Regions from separate parts of the Homo sapiens genome. Here region 1 is linked to region 2. The links are chromatin loops, found by intact Hi-C in ENCODE. Cell type or tissue: endothelial cell of umbilical vein. All regions are shown on one strand. Each heading gives the region's core, and the rest is flanking DNA. Links, peaks and the distances in the headings are about the cores only. Region 1 overlaps PKN2 (protein kinase N2). Region 2 overlaps PKN2-AS1 (PKN2 antisense RNA 1).

The links. Peaks named below come from ENCODE experiments on the same cell type or tissue, not always from the same donor. Only the 100,000 strongest peaks of a DNase experiment are listed, where the experiment ranks them.
Region 1: it touches region 2 in a loop (4-fold over the local background); 10 of 110 quality-filtered maps call a loop at or near these places.

Annotation. Positions count from the first base shown.
Region 1 is chr1:88,799,503-88,802,426 of GRCh38, forward strand. All of the region lies in intron 8 of PKN2 (protein kinase N2), which reads left to right. LOC124904214 (a long non-coding RNA gene) reads left to right here. Exons shown (of 2, transcript XR_007066211.1): 2 at 1-2,924. Among named protein-coding and RNA genes, the nearest start is that of GTF2B, 91 kb to the right of the region's middle. RefSeq lists enhancers at 2,213-2,924, 2,521-2,630. In endothelial cell of umbilical vein, for the core only: a CTCF peak has its summit at 1,099; no DNase peak of the experiment used is centred there; H3K27ac peaks cover 506 bases.
Region 2 is chr1:88,654,322-88,657,245 of GRCh38, forward strand. All of the region lies in intron 1 of PKN2-AS1 (PKN2 antisense RNA 1), which reads right to left. Among named protein-coding and RNA genes, the nearest start is that of PKN2, 28 kb to the right of the region's middle. In endothelial cell of umbilical vein, for the core only: a CTCF peak has its summit at 1,569 (motif pointing right); a DNase peak (open chromatin) is centred at 1,570.

The sequences.
Region 1 (2,924 bases), core at 122-2,621, 150 kb after region 2:
AGTTCACTTGAATTACTTGGCTCTGACTTACAATGAGAGACACTGTTAAGAGATCCAAGAGCTAGGAGGAAAGGAAAGTCGCAGTGTGTATTTCCCTTTCTCCTTCCTTGCCTTGCCTTGCTTTTCACAACAGCATTCATCTATGGCCACCAACTCCTGTCGGGTAGTTCCTTTTTTAAGATTTAGTCTAAATCAGATTCTGGCAATGATTTAAGTTCCTCTTGCCCCTTCAGGCTAAGAGTGATAATGGATTTCTACTGTTGCTTGTCCTCAGATTCTTTTCATTCCTTGTTGGTTTAACTTTAATCACATCTCCATAAGTAGCCAATTTAAAAAACTCTCTTTAGTTAAACTCTTTCAGTGTACTATCTGCATGCTGCTAGGACCCTCACTGATAAATTTCCAAAGCCTATGTTGTCCTCAGAGGCACATTGAAGACCAATATCATCGCTCGTGTACACGTTTGCAGAAATCTCATCTTTCCTCAGCTCTTGAATTTTCCAGGTATTGAGTTTATTCTGTTTTTTAGTGGCAACAGAAAGCTTTTTTGACCTTTCTTTTCTTTTTGGCGGTGGAGCCTGGTTCTCATTTTCTTCTTTTGCCCTTTTCATTTCAGCAGTGGAGCCCAGCTCTCCACTTCTATCAAAGTTTCCAGACTTTCTCAATTCAGTGTCCTCAGTGTCCTTGTAATGTTTCTGCAGTGTGTCCCTAGACCTAAAGAAATACCCAACAGTTCCATTTATTAAGAAGTGCTTACTAGTTAGTATTTTAAGTCTTAAAACAGGAGTTTTTGAAAAATACAAATACTGAGAGAAAACGTAATATTTTTATTCCATTAGTACATGATTACAATTAACTAATGGGACATGTCTGCCTGTTGTACACTATATAACTTCCCACATCTTGGGATCATAAGGATAACTGCACTCTCATGTCTTCTTCCACAGTGATTCTTCATAGGAAGTTGCTTTTTATTGTTGAAAACCCACCTTAGCAAAGATGGGTTTATGACATCACCAGAAGGAATATGGAATATTCTAATGTTGAAACTATGAACTACCTTTCGCTAGTAGTTCTCACAGTGTCCCATAGATGTCGCTGTGTTCCCTATGAAAAGTGAAAATACTCTCTGGCACCCCAGGGCTCCTCAGTGAACACTTCGAGAACCTCAGCATTCTTTGTGCTAATTCTTTTATGATAGATGTGTACTGTTCTTTTTTCAATTGCAATACATGTTTTAATTTGTTGCTTTCTACCACACATAAGGCTGATGCAGTGTCTCTTACCTTTTTTGTTTACTTTCAGATCTTAGACTTCAGATAAGACATGCAGATTCTTTAAGTCTACCAAGCAGTTTTCTCTTTGATTCTAGATTCAATTCATAATAAGACAAACTGAAACACAAGTTGGGACAGTACCTATCTCAACTTGTACTGCTCAGCTTTTTTTGGTGGTAGTTTTACTCCGTCTAGAATATCGTTGCTCCTAGAGTTTGAAATTATCTAACAGCATGCCCTTGCCTTGTGTAACTGACCTGCTTCATCTAGAAAATTGCCGGCGTACCAGCAATCACACTTGCATTTTAAATTCTAAACATTGGGCCAGGCACAGTGGCTCACGACTGTAATCTCAGCACTTTGGGGGAGCCAAGACGGGTGGATCACCTGAGGTCAGGAGTTCGAGACCAGCCTAGCCAACATGGCAAAACCCCATCTCTATTAAAAATACAAAAATTAGCCATGTGTGGTGGTGGGTGCCTGTAATCTCAGCTACTCAGGAGGCTGAGGCAGGAGAATCACTTGAACCTGGGAGGCAGAGGTTGCAGTGAGCTGAGATTGCACCATTGCACTCCAGCCTGGGCAATAAGAGTGAAACCCCATCTCAAAAAACAAAAAATAATAAAAAATAAATGGTAAACATTAGTGACATCTTCTTATGCAGAAGCTTCAGTCTATCTGTATGGTACCTTGTTTTTCAGATACCATGTGACTGTTTTACTTATTCAAACCATGCTGGATGTTAGGATTTAAAGTGGGATTGAACACAAGTGGTGGAGTACTAACATAAAATATCTCTAGATCACAGCCCCACCCTCCCACTTATGTTGTGAAGAAAGTAACGCTCACTGGGAACAGTGCAAAGTAACAAAAAATGAAGAGCTTTATATGTAAAATGTTAGAAACAGATAATCGGTGCCGTGAAGAAAAGTCAGCACGGAGACAAAGGATCTCTCAGCAAGGCAATCTTTACTTTCTGCAGAAAGCGTGCCCCTCGCAAATGGAACAATCGCGAGAGCACACCTGAACAAAGGAAAAGCAGACATATATATCCCTTATGCATTTGGGTTGTCCTTACTGCTGTGTCCTGCATCCATTGGCTGGAGCTGGACCTCACAGTCTTAAACTGATTACTGATTTGCTAATAACCTAAAACTTTCCTAAATAGGTAAATGCAAAGGAGAACAAAGAGGAAGAGGAAGTTGCTTATGAAAGGTTTAAGGAAGCAACAACATTTCCAAATAAGGAAGGGGCATAAGCTGTGAGCTAAGACTTGCCTGGGCCTGTCCAGACATGCTTGAGTAAGCCAAAGCAACTAACTGGGCTAAAGCGTAAGAACTGATAGTTGATAGGAGGCTTTAGAGTAAGGAGCTATTATTCCTAGTGTCTTTTATTTTATTTTTAAATCAAGATGAGCTTTGAAGAGGAACTTTTCTACTTTCTACATAAAACTTTAATGTAGAGTATAGAATTCTAGGAAAGCTAGCTTAAGGTCTGTGAGGTGACTTATCCCAAATCTCAGATCTGTAACATACTTTATAAATTTTAATTTTTTTTTTTTTTTGAGACAGGGTCTCGCTCTGTTGCCCAGGCTGGAGTGTAGTGGCATGATCTTGGCTCACTGCAACCTCCACCTCCTGGGTTTAA
Region 2 (2,924 bases), core at 113-2,612:
GAACAACTTTTAAGATAGCTTCTTTTATTTCGCTTTTACAAATGTATAAAAACTGGCTCACGGAAGTCAATAATTTGCCCAAAGTTATTCAACTAACAAATTGGTAGAGATAAGCTTTAAAACTGGGAATTCTGGCTCCACGGTCAATGTTTTTAAGCTTTCTGATATGTTTAAGGTAATCTGCAATTAGATCCTGGAAAAAAAGGTATTTTCATGGCTGACACCCTTCCAAAAAATGTAGTCTAACATGCTCAACCCAGCATGCTGTTTTCCTAGAATATGTATACAAGTAGACTAATGGAATCTGTCCTTCCATGTTTTCTGATCAAACTTTTGCTTTGCTGTCAGAAAAGACTAAAATCAAATCATGGTTTTGAAGTGCTGAGGAGGAAATAAACAGACATTGGGGCATGCCCAGGAGCAAGCACACTATTTCTCCTTTCCAGTGAGTGCTGAAATTCTGAGAAAGAGAGCTGAATTTGGAAAGTGAATGACTGACCATATCAATAATGTTTAAGTCGGGCATGGTGGCAGGTGCCTGTAGTCCCAGCTACTCGGGAGGCTGAGATGGGAAGATTGTGTGAGCCCAGAAGTTTGATTGAGTCCAGCCTGGGCAACACAGGGAGTCTCCATCTCTAAAATAATAAAATAGTTATAATAATATGTAAAAAAAATAATGTGGTAGAATGGGATTTGGATTGTTGTCCCTCCCAGGGTGGGAACACTTCACTGAGTCAGAGAAGCAGGAGATTCCCAATGTCTTGCCAAACTATCTGAGTACTTGGCAGAGTTCAATTAAACACCAAAAAAAAAAAATCACAAATACAGAAAATGAAGTCAATAATGATACTAAAAAATTTTTTATGGGAGTACTTATTCTGTGTCAGGTGCAATTCCAAGTGCTTTCCAGGCAGTATCTCATTTAACTTTATAACTCTGTGAGAGAGATAGTATTTTCATTTCATAAATGAAGAAACCAAGGCACAAAGGTCATACAGCTAATAAACACTTTGCAGAATTTGAACTCAAGTAGCCTGGCTTAGAGCCCATTGTTAACCACGGCAATGTATTACATTCAGGTAAACATGTAATCTTGATTTCTAAATATCTTTTGGCTAGGTTGATATTTTTATACAACTTAGAACATTTCTCAGGCCTTATTAAGGCCTGAATCAAAAAACCCATGATCTTAACTGCAGAGGGGTTGATCTCCCTATTAACATTTATCTCCTATTAACTCGGGCCAGGCCTAAACTTTCAGGGTGATATATAATTTTAGGTTGGGTATAGCTACAGGTATAAATGTTGATGCTAATTCCTAGGCTGATTGAGAAAGACATAATATGAAATTTGAGTTGGTTACAGATGTGTCTTCACGTTTATTTAGATTCATTAAGTAGTGGTTTTCTTTCCATGTTGTGTAAATTTTGTTATTTTAAATGGCACAATAAGATAGTAAGTCCATTAAATACTTTTTTCTACCTACCAGAACAAAATTTGAATAGAATCTTCAACGTGAAAAACTAAAATCTCTTCACTAAAGTCATATAACGGTTCACCACTAGGTGGAGCAACTAAATTTTAAATTTTTTTTGTTCACAGCAAACCTTTAAGCTTGTTTTTAATTTAGTCCTGATTTTAGGTCACTTATTTAACTGCTCCCTTTTCTTATTCTTTATCAGGTGTTTAGAAGCATATTATAATCTCTAATACAGAAAATGTAATAAAAACAATGCTACTATTAGTGCATTGAATGCTTGTAAACAAAGTTTTCTGAGACAAAAGGAACCTAAAAAAGATTGACCATAGGCAATGGAATTAAAGCAAAATAAAAAATTTTAACTTAAATGAATTTTAACATGTTTAACAATGATATTCACTGTTTTCCTATCTGCAATCCACTATCCCACAATGTTACCCATCCAGGTAAACCAAGCAAAAAGACCTCTTACCTACCAAAACAAGTATTACACAATTTGTGAATATATAGCCTCGTGCATATATGATTCCGTGCATGCACCAAACAATACAAGTCCTGGCTGAAAGACTCAGGATGATGTTTAATAGTGTGACACAAGAAACACAACAGTTTAGGCTTAGTGATTCCTGTGCAATTCAGAGAGTTTTTATAGACCACGTGTATTATTCTCTTTCACTAAAACCAAAGCAATCATTCATTCATTTAATAAGTATTTATTGAGAGACTTCTATGTGCTGAGCCTCATAATCTCCAGTCACTTTCATCACAGAGAGAAAAGATATTGTCTCAGAATTAGTTCAAGGCTGATCATGCCCTGAAATTTGCAGCCTTGCATAGGTCTGCTGTGGACCAACAAGGAGGAAGGATAGCTAGAATTAATAACTGCTGAAGCTTGTGAAAATCAGGATGATGAAAGAAAAGAATCTAAACTGAACAAGGACAGAGATGTTTCCTTTATCCTCTATTGACTAAAGTTGGCACCAGTTGCTGTACTTAGAACATTAGAAATCAACATGAGAACTACACAGAATATTATTTAAAATTTATTCTGGGCATCACTTGCTACTTGCAAGTTATATACTCGTATTTCAGGCCAAGCCATTTTCATGTTTTTGTCACTATTATAAAGACTTAAATTAAATACGACTTTGTATAACATTAAAATTATTTGTCTAGGCCGGGTGCAGTAGCTCACGCCTGTAATCCCAGTACTTTGGGAGGCCAAGGCGGGTGGATCACGAGGTCAGGAGATCGAGACCATCCTAGCTAACACGGTGAAACTCCGTCTCTACTAAAAATACAAAAACAAAATTAGCCGGGCGTGGTGGCGGGCACGCCTGTAGTCCCAGCTACTCGGGAGGTTGAGGCAGGAGAATGGCGTGAACCCGGAAGGCGGAGCTTGCAGTGAGCAGAGATCGCGCCACTGCACTCCAGCCTGGGCGAC